Regions from separate parts of the Homo sapiens genome. Here region 2 is linked to region 1. Evidence: read pairs that join two places in POLR2A ChIA-PET (ENCODE). Cell type or tissue: Panc1. All regions are shown on one strand. Links, peaks and the distances in the headings refer to the core of each region. The heading gives the core; the rest is flanking DNA. Region 1 has its middle 42 kb from the start of CFAP161. Region 2 overlaps IL16 (interleukin 16).

Region 1 (8,865 bases), core at 2,032-7,031:
AGGCTGGAAGGCTGGAGTTCAGTGGTGTGATTTCGGCTCACTGCAACCTCTGCCTCCCGAGTTCAAGCAATTCTCCTGCCTCCACCTCCTGAGTAGCTGGGATTACAGGCATGCACCACCATGCCCAGATAAATTTTCATATTTTTAGTAGAGACGGGGTTTCACCATGTTGGCCATGCTGGCCTCAAACGCCTGACTTCAAGTGATCCACCTGCCTCTCAAAGTGCTGGAATTACAGGTGTGAGCCACGCGCACAGCCTAATCATCAGTTCTAAGACAGCTGCTTGTCTCTGCATAAAAGAGGGAGCACTTGTCTTCTGGGTCTCCACACACCTGAGGAACAGCAGCGCCTCACCAAGAGTTGATGCTGAGATAGCCCCAGGGTTTTCAGCTTGAGACTTTTATGTCTAGAAAGAACTCTCTCTCTGTTTTCAGTCTTCCGTTTTTGTGTCTGCTGTTATGAAGACCTCCTGAAATAGCTGGCTCAGTCTCTCTCAGTCCTGTGACTCCGGAAGCCTGGTCCTGTCTCTCTGAAGTTATTTCTGGTTGGGAAGTTGGTCTCTCAGTATATCTGACTCTAGTGAGACCTGAGGGTCAAGACCCCACAGTCACTTTAGGCCACCACAGACCTCATGAGGTTGGCAAAAACAGACTTCTGTTGTCCTTATCAGTCAGTGCCAGGGGAAGGGAGAGGTCAGAGAGAGACAGCGAGACAGAGAGAGAGCATCACAAGGTCAGAGGAGGGGGCGGCCAGGATGCCCAGAAGGAAGAGTAATTCTGTATTCCCTTCCCCGCTTAGAAGTCGTAGCTTCATTCTGGGTAGCCTCGTGTGGCCATTTTGCAGCCCCGCCAGGGCAGTTCTGTGAAGCACTTTCTCTGAATTTTGCTCAACACATCCAATCAATAAGATTGAAGACACACTGCAAATGGAGCCCACCGGAAGTGAGGGCACCAGAACCACTGTGCAGGGAGTGTCACTTAAAGATGCAGCTCAGTCCTGCCTCACCAGGAGTGCAAAACCTCAACCCATTGTTCTTATCATTACCATTATGATTATTACTACTATTAACAACAACAATGATAAGAATGGTGTTATGAGTGTGAAGAGCTTGGCAGTCAAGTACAAAACTGAGGCATAGGCCGGGCACAGTGGCTCATGTCTTAGTCCCTGCACTTTGGGAGGCCAAGGCAGGAGAATCGCTTGAGCCCAGGAGTTTGAGACCAGCTTTGGCCACATAGTGGGACCCTGTCTCTACAAAAAAATAAAATAACCAGGTGTAGTAGAGCATGCCTGTCATCCCAGCTACTCAGGAGTCTGAGGTAGGAGGATCGCTTGAGCCCTGGTGGTTGAGGCTGCAGTAAGCTGTGATTACGCCACTGCACTTCAGCCTGGGTGACAGAGCGAGAACCTGTCTCAAAAAAAAACCTGTCTCGTGTGTGTGTGTGTGTGTGTGTGTGTGTGTGTGAAAAACAAAACTGAGGCTTGTATTTCCCCAAAAGAAATTAGGTGTGTTTTAATCTCTCCATATGCCAGGATTGGCATGAAGTCCAAAATCAACTATTCTTCCCTATGACCAAACATAGAGAAATCTAGGCAACTGATAGGTGTCCAAAAACAATGTTTCTTTGTGTGGGGGCATCTTTCTGTTGTTTTTTTCTTGTTTCCCCCAAAGCCACTACTGCATACTAGCCATTCCCCAACTGTCTAACAGTGAGGTTCTGGATGAAACCCTCTTGCTTGCCCAAATACTCATCCAGCAGGGTAAGTCCTCTGCAGTGGTGAGATGCTTCCATCAGTTGTGCCTTTCCTCCCAACCTGGCCACCTGGCACCTTGCTCTAGGCCTCAAGGGACCGGTATATTATGCCAAGTCCCCCACTGACACCCACACATATATCCCCTGGGAGGTTCTGACCCTTGAAGGCATGTGATCTTGTGCCCTGGTCTCCTTCCCAATCAATCTGAAGCTGCTTCCTTACCTGGGATCCAAGTCCCATCATCTAGGGTTGAGACATTTCCCTCTTCTCACTGCATTAACCTGCAACCCCTAGCCCTTGGCTAATCCATCCTGCAGGGAAGATCTATCCCCTCACACAGTAGAAGAAGTTTGCCCTTCAGAGTCTTTAATTTTCAAAAGCAAAGCCTTCCCTGGAGTCTTCTTGGTTGAATTCTCCAAGGAGCCAACTCTGAGAAAAGGAATGAGTGTAAGTAGGTGAATGGGAAGCGATCCCAGGACCCTAGTAGGGGCGGAGGGAAGTGAGACGGGGAATGGAAGGAGCCTACAAAGGGCACCTCATCACATAAATTTCCACTGTGGGCAACTGGGGCTTCATCTCTCTGGGGAACTCTGGGAGGTAACACAGAACACAAACCTCAACTGTATCCCACCTGAGGAGGGAGGGATTTGGGGTATTTATCCACCAGCTCCCACCAGTCATTGGTTGAAGATTGCTGGCGAAGAGTACGAATTCCTAAGCACTTCCAACCATGTGGGGACAGAGTGGGCTCAGGTGGCTAGGAAAGTCCCCAGTCCCCAAGCAAAAAGGATAAAAGAAAGACACAGGTGCTAGAAGTTGGAAGTCAGGTCAAAGTGCCAGGAAAAGGTAAGAGCTAAGGGGACGGGGTGGGCCAAGGGGAGTATCACTCCCACTGAGGAGAGGAAGTCCAGTCTTCATGAACACTAAGGCATGACCATCAAAGGACCTTGCAGGGGAGAGAAAAATAGTTTTCTTATTCTGCTTAAAAATCCAGGGCAGCAAATTTACTAATTAAATAACTAATGTTTATTGTTGTTGTTTGTTGTTGTTGTTGTTGTTTGAGATGGAGTCTCACTCTGTTGCCCAGGCCGGAGTGCAATGGTGCTATCTTGGCTCACTGCAATCTCTGCCACCCAGGTTCAAGCAATTCTCCTGCCTCAGCCTCCTGAGTAGCTGGGATTACAGGCGCCCGCCACCACACCCAGCTAATTTTTGTATTTTTAGTAGAGACGGGGTTTCACCATGTTGGCCAGGCTGGTCTTGAACTCCTAACCTCAGGGGATCTGCCCACCTCGGCCTCCCAAAGTGCTGGGATTACAGGCGTAAATAACTAATGTTTAAAATTCCTAATAACTCATCCTATTAAACATTTCTCATCCTAAGCATCTATTATGTATCTACCACTATATTAGGCACTTCACATTTGATATTGCTTTTAATCTCCACAACAGCCCTGCAGGACAGATCTATCCCCTCGTACAGCAGAAGAAATGGCACAGAGAGCTTGGACAGCACAGGCTCAAGATAGGGTAGCTCCTAAAAAGCTAACTGCCACTCCATTGTCAACCAGAAGGGAAAGGAACTTTTAGTCTTGCCATCTGCATGCAAACCTAGTGGATGATTAGAGAAATATAGGATAAAGAAACTACCACAGAACAACCTCAGAAATGGATACCTATGATAAATTAAGATCCCCAGAGGCAGAAACAAAGACCACCTAGATTAGACAATCTTTTTTACATATGTTTTCAGCTAAACCTAGGTTGGGCCAACCTGTGTGAACCTTCCAGGCAGTCTCATATATTTGACCTTATTTTAGCTGCGCAGCGTGCTTTGAGGTAGATCTCTCTGTTTTATGACAAAGAAAATGAGGTGCAAACAATTAGGTAAATTGCTCGAGATCATGGTTAATCTGTATCAAAGCTGGGATCAAGCCTAGCTCCAGCTCCATTCGTACTGACACACAGATACAAGCAAGCTACTGAAATGCATTACCAGGAAAGATCATGATTTCATTTTTTGAAGTTATTTTTCAAAAAAGAATGGACCACTGTCCTTGGGGAAGTCATTTGGTACGCTGCCAACACAGCCGCAAAGGGTAAGTAGGAACTAACTAGGTCTTCCGCTCATGTTCCTGTCCAGGCTAAGAAGTTAATTCTCTTCAATTGTTTCTGCCTCCTTCTTTCCTTCTTCCTTCCCTCTTGTCTCATTTGTTTTCTCCTTTTGCCTACTCTCATCTCCTTGTCTATAAGGGTCAGGATCTCTGTAAAGCTCTAACTTGGTTTCTGCTTTTTTCCTCCAGACTCCAAGATGAATCATCTGGTGCTCATGTTGCTATAATTACCGGCACATTTGTACGGTGCAGGGTGGAGGGAGAAGAGTTAGCTCACCGTGAGGCTGGGAAAGGAATGGCCTTGATCTAAGCTGCAGCCTGGTTCTAATTTTAGCAACAACGAAGCATTGGACTTCCTGGAGGTATCAGATTGCCCGTGTTCTCTGCTCCCTGAGCTGGGCTGACACTAGACATATGGAAGAGATTCAGATCACAAGAATCACCAAATCAACTCTCACCTCTGGGTCATCGTGCCCAACCTCTGTCTCAGAAAGTAGGGACAAGGTGTCTCGCAATGTCAGAGCTTAGCGATCTCCTCGTAAAACTCCTTGAGTGATACACAAAGCAGGGGTAAAGAGGAAAACAGAATTCCCCATCATGAAAGGCCAGCAGAGCCAGGTCTAGCACCCAGGTCTTCCGGCGTCCAGTCTCCGGTGTTCCTTCTGACATCACCCTCTAAAGGTTAGGGCTTTAGCCGGAGGATTTATTGTTTCCCTTTTGAAGTATGGGCCATTCAGAAATATTTCTTTTTTTTTTTTATTATACTTTAAGTTTTAGGGTACATGTGCACAATGTGCAGGTTAGTTACATATATATACATGTGCCATGCTGGTGCGCTGCACCCACTAACTCGTCATCTAGCATTAGGTATATCTCCCGATGCTATCCCTCCCCCCTCCCCCCACCCCCCACCCCACAACAGTCCCCAGAGCGTGATATTCCCCTTCCTGTGTCCATGTGTTCTCATTGTTCAATTCCCACCTATGAGTGAGAATATGCGGTGTTTGGTTTTTTGTTCTTGCGATAGTTTACTGAGAATGATGATTTCCAATTTCATCCATGTCCCTACAAAGGACATGAACTCATCATTTTTTATGGCTGCATAGTATTCCATGGTGTATATGTGCCACATTTTCTTAATCCAGTCTATCATTGTTGGACATTTGGGTTGGTTCCAAGTCTTTGCTATTGTGAATAATGCCTCAATAAACATACGTGTGCATGTGTCTTTATAGCAGCATGATTTATAGTCCTTTGGGTATATACCCAGTAATGGGATGGCTGGGTCAAATGGTATTTCTAGTTCTAGATCCCTGAGGAATCGCCACACTGACTTCCACAATGGTTGAACTAGTTTACGGTCCCACCAACAGTGTAAAAGTGTTCCTATTTCTCCACATCCTCTCCAGCACCTGTTGTTTCCTGACTTTTTAATGATTGCCATTCTAACTGGTGTGAGATGGTATCTCATTGTGGTGTTGGTTTGCATTTCTCTGATGGCCAGTGATGGTGAGCATTTTTTCATGTGTTTTTTGGCTGCATAAATGTCTTCTTTTGAGAAGTGTCTGTTCATGTCCTTTGACCACTTTTTGATGGGGTTGTTTGTTTTTTTCTTGTAAATTTGTTTGAGTTCATTGTAGATTCTGGATATTAGCCCTTTGTCAGATGAGTAGGTTGCGAAAATTTTCTCCCATTCTGTCGGTTGGCTGTTCATTCTGATGGTAGTTTCTTTTGCTGTGCAGAAGCTCTTTAGTTTAATTAGATCCCATTTGTCAATTTTGGCTTTTGTTGCCATTGCTTTGCCATTCAGAAATATTTCTAAATAATTTCCCCTACTAATTCTATATCGTTAATGAGGTAAAATTTACACACAGTGGAATGCACAGATATCATGCATATAATTTAATGAATTTTGAAAAAGGTACCACCCCTATCAAGACAAAGAATACTTCCATCACCCCCAGAAAATGCCCCCATGTTTCCCTTTCTAGTCAATTTCCCAGTCCACCCCTTAGCCAACTGCAGTTCTAATTTTTATCAACATGGATTAGTTTTGCTGATTCTTAACTTCAAATAAATGGAATCATGGTATCTGGGAGGCGGACAGGATTCTAACCCTTAGCTTCTTGCAGGTCCTATGCCTGATGGTCCCAGTTACATTTCTCCTATCCAAGCCACTTCTTGCTGGACTGAGTGGGAAGAACTCTTAACTCTGGGGCTCCATCCCCTAAGCTCATGATGTGGAAAATTTAAAATGAGGCCACAGTGATCTCTGTTGCATTTTCAACTTAGAGGACATTCAATTTAGTTTTCTGCCATGAGCCAGGCTTATACTCCTGAGAGTTCTTTATTCCATCCTTCCAGATCTCCTGGAGCAAAGTCTGTGTACATTTTAGTTACTTAATAATGACTCTTCCTCCTTCAATTAACCTGAATGTTTTTTATTTCATTACAACGCAAGCCCATTTCTACATGTTTTCTCCCCAGTGAAGCTGTTGAACAATTGGTCAATAGTACAGTAATGCAATAAGAAATCTACTTATATTTCACCCTATGATCTCACTGGGCATAGATTTTCTGTATCCATTCTGAAGAATTTGGCATTGAACATAGGTTTGTGTTACAATTGCTACATACAAACTTGAATTTGAATTATAACTCTACCAGCAACTGGTCCTATTTTCGAGTCTTGTTATTGTCTGTCCTTGGCAATGCAGTTGTCCCCGGTGGAAAGCATGTGTGCATTAGTGAGCCACACCTCCTTGAGGGTGTCTCTCACCTGGGGTCAGCTGTGCACATAGCTCCCCTAAGTAGCCTTTGCCTAATCTTGCCTTTACCTCTCTTGCCTATACCTCATGTCATAGAACTCTCATCAAAGTGCTCAAGAGCTTCTTGAAGGACACATTGTTTCTATATCCCCAGCAGTAGCCATCACCATAAAGGCTGACTCAATAAAGATTAATAAATAAATTAATCAATAAACTATCTGGCTCAGTCTGGGGAAGAGTAAGAGATGGGTTCCTCAAAAGCATTGACTCCTTCCCATAACCAGGGGTGCTCCCTTCTTGGTCCCGAGCCAGTACAGATTCAGTACAAATCCATGACCAAGATCCTCCCTATCCTTAATAAATCTTGGTCCCAGGGTAAGGGGTAGAGAACCAGAGGGAAAAATGTCTACTAAATGTTTCCAGTGTCATTAAATGGCTGGCTATCCCAGACTTCCCCTCAACCCTCTCATCTCATCTGGGTGCCCACTTTTAGGGTAATTACAACTATGCTCTCCCCAAGTTCCCTTCTTATAACTCGTCTTTTTTCTCTGTCAGAGGCTTACTTTACGTACACAGTTCGTCAGACTGCACTTATTACAAAATAAAGGAATGCTCATTCCCTAAAAAAGGTCTTCCATTTTCTTCATTCTGTATTCGGTAACCACAATCCTATCCACAAAGCACACTATTTCATTAAACGCAAGTTTCACTGAGTTCTTAGGCTCCCAGCATATATGCTTACAGCCTACTTCATTGCCTTCAGTAAAAGAAAGACATTCTAGGGTATACGGGTTTTTGGGGGGCAGTGAGGCAGTTAGGCAGAGGTTCGGGGAAGAGTGATGATGGAAGTCGGAGGAACTCCTGCAAGGGCAGCCTGTAGGCTCATCAGTCTGGAGAGACCTGGACAATGCCTGGTAGGACACTAGTGAACTCAGAAAACAGCCCTTGCAGAGTGGCATGTAAGGGGTTAAGGCCATCCAGACTTGTTTATGGAGCAAACACTGTAGATCCCAGAGGGCAGGGAGAATAAAGTTGCTAGAAAGTGCATGTAAGTCTCTTTTCCTTGTCTTGTCTTGGCTGCCTCCATCCTGGAAGTCTGGCCCTGCATCACAAGAGTTCTTAAGTTATTCCATTAAGCACGTGATTTTTATCCACAAACAAATGTTTAGCCTCTTAGATTTTCTCTGCACTCAAAAGCCAAAATGAATACCATCCTTTGCATAAAAAACAGCTGACCTGGAGCCCCAGACCATATGAGGCAGAAACTCACACTCCCCACGCTCTGCCCTAGCAGCTGTGCCCCCACGGCCTCTGAAAACTTCCCCAGGCAGTATCAGCCATCCCATCGCACAGTGCTGCAGCAGACTACAAAACAGAACTAATAAGAAATATGCACGGGTTATAAATCATGGAATCAGAGCTAGAAGGGATGTTACAAACCTTCTGATCCAACTCTTACATTTTAAAGAAGAAGAACCTGAAGGAAAGCGATTTTCCTGGGTCATGTAGCAAACAAGCAGTGAGGTAGGCTCTGGGTTGATTTGACCCCAGCTATGAAGCCATCACTTTAAGCAACATGCCGTGATGATACCAGACATGTTTTGTGAACCTTTCTAGTTAACCTACAGAGATGAGTGAAGTCCTCTGGAAACTTACAGAAACAAAAAGCAGTTCTAGGGTATACAGGTTTTGGGGGGCCAGTGAGGCAGTTAGGCAGAGGTTCGGGGAAGAGTGATGGTGGAAATCAGAGCAACTCCTGCAAGGGCAGCCTGTAGACTCATCAGTGTGAAGAGACCTGGACAATGCCTAGTAGGACACTACTGAGCTCAGAAAACAGCCCTTACAGAGTGGCATGTAAGGGGTTAAGGCCGTCCAGAGTTGTTTATGGAGCAAACACTGTAGATCCCAGAGTGCAGGGAGAATAAAGTTGGAGAAAGGGCATGTGAGTGTGTCTGAATGTGTGAGCATGTGTGAAAGCATGTGCATGTGTGTGAAAGTATATGAGAATGCACCTGTGTGTGTGCATGTGTGTGTGTGTGGGTGCATGTGTATGTATGTGTTCCTGCATGCATGGGTGAGGGAGATCAGAAAGTGCAGGGGAAAGGAAAGAGTAAAGTGGGGAGAGCCCAGACAGCAGACACCCAAAGCATTTGGATTCTTTTTTCACTTTACCAAAAAACATAAACTCAACATGACACTAAAGAAAAAAAAAGCAAAAAGAAGTAGGG
Region 2 (8,865 bases), core at 1,868-6,867, 150 kb before region 1:
TTCATCCTGCCATACGGCAAAAAGCCCTTTTCACCCACAGCCTTAGTGTAAAACATCTGGAGAACTGTAAATCACATCTCTATACAACATTAATGAGAAGTCCCTCACCTTGGGTGTCAACAAAGACCGAATGGGGAAGCTGGACTTCTACCTTTACCTGGCAGTAACAAATGGTGGCCCCTTCCCCACACTCGCAAGAATAATGTCAAAGGCAGCTAAAATGGAAGGTTTGAATAAGATCCAGGGCCTCATAACAATTTTTAAAAGTCCAGGATTCAATTGAAAATTACTAATCATACCAAACCCCAGAAATATTTTGAACAGGATAGAAGAAAAACCATCAATAGATGCCAACACTGAGATGATAGAAAATATAGAAATATTTGACAAAGATTTTAAGGCAGCTGTCATAAAATGTTTTAAATAAGCAATTGCAAACATGCTCAAAACAATGAAAAAGAAAGTTTCAACAAATAAATAGAAGATATGAAGAATCAAGTGGAAACCTTATCACTAAAAAATATAATTATCAAAATAAACTAAAGGAATGAACTCAGGGGACAGAGGAAAGAATCAATTAATCAGAATACGGAATAACAGAAATTACTCAATCTGAACAAGACAGAGAAAAATAGACTGGGAAAAAAATGAACCAAGCCTCAGGGATCTGTGATACTATAACAAAAGAGCTAACATTTGTGTCATAGGGTTGTGGAAGGAGAGAGAAAGAGAATGGGATTCATAAATAATGGCTGAGCACTTCACAAATTTAGGAAAAGAGATGAAATTACAGATTCAAGAAGCTTAGAGAATTCCAAACAATAAATCCAAAGAAACATACATAAAAGCCCATTATAATTTAACTTTAAAAACTAGACACATAAAATTATCTTAAAAACAAGCTGAAAGAAATAACACATTAATTATAAAGGAAACTCAATTCAGATGACAGTAGATTTCTTATCTGAAAGAGGACAGAAGGATGTGGTATATTTTTAAGTAATGGAAGAAAAAAATTGTCAGCCTAAGGTCCTTTATGTAGCAAAAAATATTTTTTTCTGAAATGAAAGAGAAATTAAGAGATTCTGAGATGAAGGAAAATGAATAGAATTTGTCACCACCAGAACTATCCCAAAAAAACAGCTAAAGCACATTCACGAAACAGAAGGAAAACAAACAAACAAACAAAAAGAATCTTAAAACGTCAGGAAGGAAAAACACATGGCAAACAAAATATGAGTAAATACAATAGACTTTTCTTCTCTTGAGTTTTCTAAGTTGTATTTGATGGTTGAAGCAAAAAATGTTAACACTGTGATGTGGTTTTAAGTGTATGTAAAGGAAATATTTTAAGACAATTATAGCATAAACGAGGTAGGTAAAGGGAAATAAGTTTGCTACACTTCACTTGAATTGGTAAAATGATCACTAGTAGACTATAATGAGTTATGTCTATATAATGTAAAGCCCACAACAACAACTAAAAAAGCTATACAAGATTTTTTATAGAGACAATCAATGAAACAAACCTCTAGCAAGACTGCAACATTAAAACAATAAAAAATAGAAGACACAAATTACTAATATCAGAAATAAAAGAGAAGCTATCACTACAAACCCTGAAGACTTCTGAAGGATAATAATGAAATGCTACAAACCACTCTACACACATAAATGTACTAAATGAAATGTACCAATTCCTCAAAAAGCACAAACTACCACAACTCTACAAATATGAAAAACATAATTTGAATAGTTCTATAACTATTAAGAACATTGAATTTGTAATTTCAAAACTTCCAAATGATAAACCTCTAGGGTCAGATGGCTTTACTGAAGAATTCTATCAAACATTTAAAGAATTAACATAAATTGTACACAGTCTTTTCCAGAAAATGGCAGAAAATACATCCCAATTCATCTTATTAAGCTAATATTATCTTGGTACCAAAACCAGACAAAGATTTACAAAAAAAGAAAACTACAAGCCAATAGTCTTCATAAATATAGATGCATGGCCAGACATGGTGGCTCATGCCTATAACAACAGCACTTTGGGAGACTGAGGCAGGTGGATTGCTTGAGCTCAGGAGTTTGAAACCAGACTGGGCAACATGGCAAAATTCTCTCTCTACAAAAAAAACTAAGAAAATAAAAATTAGCCAGGCATGGTGGCACATGCCTATGGTCCCAGCCATTTGAGAGGCTGAGGTGGGAGGATTTCTTGAGCCTGAGAGGTGAAGACTGCAGTGAGCCATGATTGTGCCACTGCACTCCAGCCTGGGTGACAGAGCAAGACCTTGCCTCAAAAAAAAAAAAAAAAAAAAAAAAAAAAAATATATATATATATATATATACTTATATAGCTAATATATAAGCAAAATGTTAGCAAATTGAATTCATCAATATATGAAAAGAATTATACATGATGACCAAGTGGAATTATTCTTGGAATGCAAGGATGGCTCAATATTCAAGAATCAATTGATGTTATTCACTCTATTAATAGGCTAAACAAGAAGAATCACATGATCATATCAATGAATGCAAAAAAATTTTTTGACCAAATTAAGTACCCAATCATGATTAAAAGCTGTCAGTACACTAGGACTAGAGGAGAATATCTTCAACCTCATAAAGAACATCTGCAAAAAACCTGTGGCTAAAACCATAATTAATAATGAAAACTAAACGTTTTCACCAAGACTGGGGACAAAGAAAGAATGCCCAATCTCAACACTCTCATTCAACATACTACTGGAAGTTCTACTTACTACAATAAGGAAACAAAAGAAAATAAAAAGCATAAAGATCAGAAAGGAAGAAATAAAACTGTCCTTGTTTGTTGATGATGTTGTTGTCTACACAGAAAAACTCAATGCCTAGAACTAATGAGTTTCAGTAATTCATAGGTATAAAATTAGCTTACAAAAATCAATTGTATTTCTATCTACTATCAATGAATATTTGGACACCCAAATTAAAATGCATACCATTTATAATCACTCAAAAGAAAGCAAAATACTTAGGCATAAATCTGACAAAACATGTATAGGACTTGTATGCTACAAACTACAAAGACACTAATGAGAGAAATGAAAGATGATCTAAATAAATACAGAGACATACCATATTCATAGATTGAAAAACTCAGCATAGTAAAGATTAATTCTTCCCAAACTGATATGCTGGTTTAACGCAATTCCTACCAAAACTTCAGTAAGACTTTTTGTAGATATAGACAAAATTATTCCAAAATTTATATGTAAATGCAAAGGGATTACATTAGCTAAAACGACTGAAATAGAAGAATAAAATGGGCGGAATCAGTCTACCCAATTTTAAGACTTAATGTATAGCTACAGAATTCAGCACTGTGTGATATTTGGTAAGAGATATACATAGAATAGAGAACACAGAAATAAGCCTGAAGCATATACCAAACTGATATGTGACAAAGATGCAGCAGGAATTCAATGGAAGATAGTTTTTTTCAACAAATGGTGCTATAATTGGATATCCACAGGAGAGAAAAAAAAAAAAAGCTTGGTTTAAGTTTCACATTTCACACAAAAATTAACTCAAAATGGACTTACAAGTATAATGTAAGACTATGAAACTTCTAGAAAAAATAGGAGAAAAGGTGGAGGTGGGGTTGGGAGGGAAGTGACTGTGGCTATATAAAGGTAACATGAGGGAACCTTGCGATGATGGAAATATTCTATATACTGGCTGCATCAACATCAGTAATATTCTACTATAATTTTACAAGATGTTACCATTGGGGGAAACTGGATTATACACAGACTTCTCTGTATTGTTTTCTTGTGACTTTTGGTGAATCTACCATAATTGCAAAATAAAATGTTTAATTAAAATAACTATTTAAAAATTGCATTCCATATGCCAGCAAATAGCAGTTCATAAATAGAATTATTAAAAAGATAAGAATTACAATGCACCAGAAAATGAGGAATGCCTGGGAACTAATCTAATGAAAGATATGTAAGCCCTTGCTGAAGAAAATTATAAAAATTGCTGAAATACATTAAATAAGGCCTGAATAATGCAGCAATATATCATGTCTATTAAAGTGGTAGGCTTAATAGATGTCAATTCTCCCCCAAATTTATCTACAAATTTAATGCAGTATCAAACTTTCAAGTCTTTTTTTTTTAGATTTAAGCTTATCCTTAAATATTTATCAAGAAGCAAAGGGCCTCAAATAAATAAGTATATCTAAATAAACACTAGGAAGGAGATACTTTCATACAAGAGAACAATACTTGTTTTAAAATATAGTGATTAAGACAATGGCTTATTGGCATACAAATCTTAAAAACTGACCAAATGGAATAGAATAGAGAGCCTAGAAACAACCCCATGTTCATAAGAGGAAACCTGAATTCTGACAAAACTAATACTTTAGATCTGTGGGGAAAGAGACACTTTTCAACAGAGGGCGCTGGAACAATGGGCTAACTGTATGGAAAAAAAATAATGTACCCCTATACCCCACAGACATCAATTCCAGGTAGACTAAAAACATAAACACAAAAGGCAAAACTCTAAGATGTTTAGAAGACAACAAAAAAGAATAGACATTATAAAATAATGTTTATTACTTTAGGAAATGGTAACAATTTTTAATAAGATACAAAAGCATAAAGTATAAAGGAAAGGATTGATAAATCCCACATTAAAGTTAGGAACTTCTACTCATCGATTAAAAGAGTAAAAATGACAAATTAAAAGCTGGGAGAAAATAGAGAAAGCTGGGAAAAGAAGGAAGAAGACTAGCAAGCCAAAAGAAAAATAGAAAAAGGTTTGAATGAGTATATAACATTGAAGTTTCTATAAAATATGAAAAAAGGTTTATATACGTACAACGTTATTAGTAATCAGGGAAATGAAAGTTGCAACTAAAATTAGAAACAATTTCATTGCCCTGAGATTGGAGAAAGTTTAAAATCTGATGTTATCAAGGATTGATGAGGATGCAAAGGAACAAAGAAACTTACACCTGCTGATGGAAGGGTAGATTGGTATAACCACTTCAGAAAATAATTTGGCTTTATCTAGTATATATGAAAATTCCCATACCCTTTGACTCACCATTTCCACACCTAGATTTATACTCTACTGAACTTGCACAGATGCCACTGGAGGTATGTACAAGAATGCCCATGGAAGTATAGTCTCTAATTTAAAGTAGGTGAGGGGAAAGGGGAAATATCTCAAACGTCCACCAATAGTAGAATGGATAAATTGAGTGGTTTTCACACAATGGAAAACTCAAGAGCAGAGAAAAATCAATGAACTACAACAAAATGAAATAATATGAATGAATTCCTGGAACATAATATTGAATAACATAAACAAATTTACCAAAGAGGAATCACAGTGCAATAGCATTGATATCATGTTCACAAATAAGAAGAACGGAGACTTCCAATTCCAGGACAAGATGGTAGAGACTGACTTTCCTCCTCTTTGCTAAATACAACTAAATACCCTGGGAATTATTTAATAGACAACAATATAAAGATTCTGAAAGTCAGAATGAACTGGTTAGTTACCTCAGGACTTGGGAAACAACAATAGGGTGAGTTCCCTGGATTTTCTTTCTATCTACTATCTACCCCAAACTAGAGGCTGGAGAGGCCTGCAACCCAGAACTGCCAATAGGCAAAGCCAAAAACAAACAAACAAACAAACAAACAAACAAAGACAAGCCTGTTCTCGCCAGCCTGGCTAAAACACCAGGAAAGGAGGAAGACCAGCAAAGACCTAGTGGGGAATCCCAGCCTCTGTTCCACAACCAGGGTGCCAAGATGTGGTCTGATATGTCTACTTTAGCAGCAGCAAAATCCTAGGTTAACTCAGCCCCACTCTATCACTGGGGCACTGGCAAGTGGTCCAGTTCATCTTCAGGGGCAGCATCAGCTGAGTGCTTCATTTTTTTCTGCTCTCCACCTAGTAGAAAAAGAGGCCCAGGCCCTGTAGGTTTTTTCTGTCCCCAAACCTAAGCAGCAGATGGTCACCCAGTGGTACCAGGCAGCCCAGGAAAGGTCTTTTCACCCCAGTAGACAGAACTGCAGGGATTGAGCAAGACCACTGGTAGTGCCAGAAAATGAAGCATACCAGAATAGCACTGCAAGGGCTCTGAACACTGAAATGCCATTGTAACAAAAGCTCATAAGAGTAGGCCAGAACTACATGCTAATCCTAAACAGAGTGGCTGCCTACTAAAACAAAAGATCTAAGTCAGATGAAGAGTCTTCTCACATAATAATCAAAATGTCCAAGATACAATTGAGTCACTTATAATGTCAAGAACTGAGAATTCACGAGTCATGTGAGAAAAGATAAACTAAAATAAACCCAAATAAATCAACAACTAGATACATCATAATTAAACTTCTAAAAACTAAAGATGAAGAAAATTTGTTTAAATAACAAAAAGATGACACATTACCTGTAAAGAAAAAAAAAAAAGAACACCAATTCAAATGACAGCAGATTTCACATCTGAAAACATGAAGGTCAGAAGTCAGGACACATTTTTTTAAGCATAAAGAAATTCATGTCAACCATAAATCCTATATCTATTGAAACTACCCTTCAGGAATGATGGAAAATAAAGATATTCTCAGGTAAAAAAAAAAAAAAACTAAAAGAATTCATTGCTAGCAGGCCTACCCTTAAAGAATGGCTAAAGGAAATTCTTCAAATACAAAGAAAATGATAAAATGTCTGGAACCTTTGGAAAGGAAAGAAGAAGAATAGAATGAGTAAAAATATAAATAAACATAATAGATCATCTTTCCCTTTATGAGTTTTTTTACTTATATTTTATGGTTGGGGCAAAAGTTATAACAACACCTAATGAGGTGTTCAATAGATATAGAGAAAGTACTTAAAACAATAATATTTAAGAAATGGAGAAAAGTAAAGTGATCTAAATATAAGTAAGACTTCTACACTTTACTCGAAGTGGTAAAATGTCAGTACCAATAGGCTGCATAACAAGTTATGTGCATATATGGTAATATATACAGCAACCACTATGAAAACTATAAAAAGTTATATACTCAAAAGCATAATAAATAAATCAAAGTGGAACTCTTTAAAATGTTCAAGGATTACACCGGATGGCAAAAGAAAATAAATGGAGGAACAAGAAATAAAGGGAACAAACAGGAAACAAATAATAAAATGACAGACTTAAGTTCTAACATACAAGTTATTACTTTAAATATAAATTGCTTAAATACACCAGTTAAAATACAGAGACTAGGCCGGGCGCAGTGGCTCACGCCTGTAATCCCAGCACTTTGGGAGGCTGAGGTGGGTGGATCACGAGGTCAGGAGTTCAAGACCAGCCTGGCCAAGATGGTAAAACCCCATCTCTACTAAAAATACAAAAATTAGCCAGGCTTGGTGGCAGGTGCCTGTAATCCCAGCTACTCGGAAGGCTGAGGCAGAGAATTGCTTGCACCTGGGAGGCGGAGGTTGCAGTGAGCCGAGATTGCATCACTGCACTCCAGCCTGGGTGACAGAGCAAGACTCCGTCTCAAAATAAATAAATAAATAAAATAAATAAAATTAAAAAATAAAATAAAGAGACTGGTAGAGTGAATAAAAATTTCTAAATGACCCAATTATATGCCATCCATAAGAAACTCACTTGAAACATAACAAATAGGTTGAAAATAAAAGGATAAAAAATAGACACCATGTAAATGCTAATCAAAAATAAGTGGAACTAAATAATAAAACATTCAGATATACAAACAGGTATAATAAAGTATAAAGAAAAGCAAGAGAATAATAACCCAAAATTAAGTGGTTACCTTAGAGAGGAGTGAGAATGGAAAGGCATCAGGTAGGAACATTCAAATAATCTCAAAGTTAACGGTAAGGTTTGTTTCTTAAACTTGATAATTGACACACCGGTGTATAGGGCATCTTTATTTTTTAGAGTGTGTATACATCTTACAAATTCATTTTTATATGTTCAATATTTAATAAAATACTTTGAAGATCTTAAAATAATAAACTATGATACATGTGTGTGATGTATAGAATCTCATGCAGCCTTAAACCTTTTTTCAGACATTCTTCTAAACTGGGGGTGGAAACACAAATTGTTACAGTAAATTCCTCCTACCTGCAGCTAGTTGCCATTCTTCAATGGGAATATGTAAGTTTCTTAATTGTTTGTTGTTTCAAGCAGGGATGGTGGAAACTAAGGGTGCAGGATAAGAGGAGGATCAGGAAAAGATTTATGGCGGATGCTCCACTGAAGCTGAGCCTTAGAGGATAACTAAAACTTGGGTTCATAAAGATGAGAGTGAGGAAGATATTCCAGGCAGAGAGCCACAAGGACAAAGGCTTGGAGGCAGTAACCAGTGGGTTATATGTGAAGGACAGGGAGAAGCCTACATGGGTTGTAATGTACAAATGAAGGGCCGTATTGAGAAATAGAGTTGGAAAGGTAGATGGTTTACTACTTCTTCCCAGTTTCCTTTCTTTTTTTGAGATGGAGTCTCCCTCTGTTACCCAGGCTGGAGTGCAATGGTTGCGATCTCAGCTCACTGCAACCTCCACTTCCCGGGTTCAAGCAATTCTCCCTGCCTCAGCCTCCTGAGTAGCTGGGATTACGGGCACCCACCACCAGGCCTGGCTAATTTTTGTGTATTTCGTAGAGACAGGATTTTTGCCATGTTGGCCAGGCTGGTCTCGAACTCCTGACCTCAGATGATCCACCCGCCTCAGCCTCCCAAAGTATTGTAATTACAGGCATGAGCCACCGCGCCCGGCCTTATTCTCCTCTTCTTTTCTACCTAACACCTCTTCACT

Evidence for each region. ChIA-PET counts read pairs that join two places held together with the same protein. Peaks named below come from ENCODE experiments on the same cell type or tissue, not always from the same donor. Only the 100,000 strongest peaks of a DNase experiment are listed, where the experiment ranks them.
Region 2: POLR2A ChIA-PET joins it to region 1 with 5 read pairs; 2 of 35 experiments call an interaction of 5 or more read pairs at or near these places.

What each region holds. Positions count from the first base shown.
Region 1 is chr15:81,087,683-81,096,547 of GRCh38, reverse strand. No RefSeq gene overlaps it. Among named protein-coding and RNA genes, the nearest start is that of CFAP161, 42 kb to the left of the region's middle. In Panc1, for the core only: no CTCF peak of the experiment used is centred there; a DNase peak (open chromatin) is centred at 4,157; H3K4me3 peaks cover 449 bases.
Region 2 is chr15:81,236,636-81,245,500 of GRCh38, reverse strand. All of the region lies in intron 2 of IL16 (interleukin 16), which reads right to left. Among named protein-coding and RNA genes, the nearest start is that of IL16, 44 kb to the right of the region's middle. In Panc1, for the core only: no CTCF peak of the experiment used is centred there; no DNase peak of the experiment used is centred there.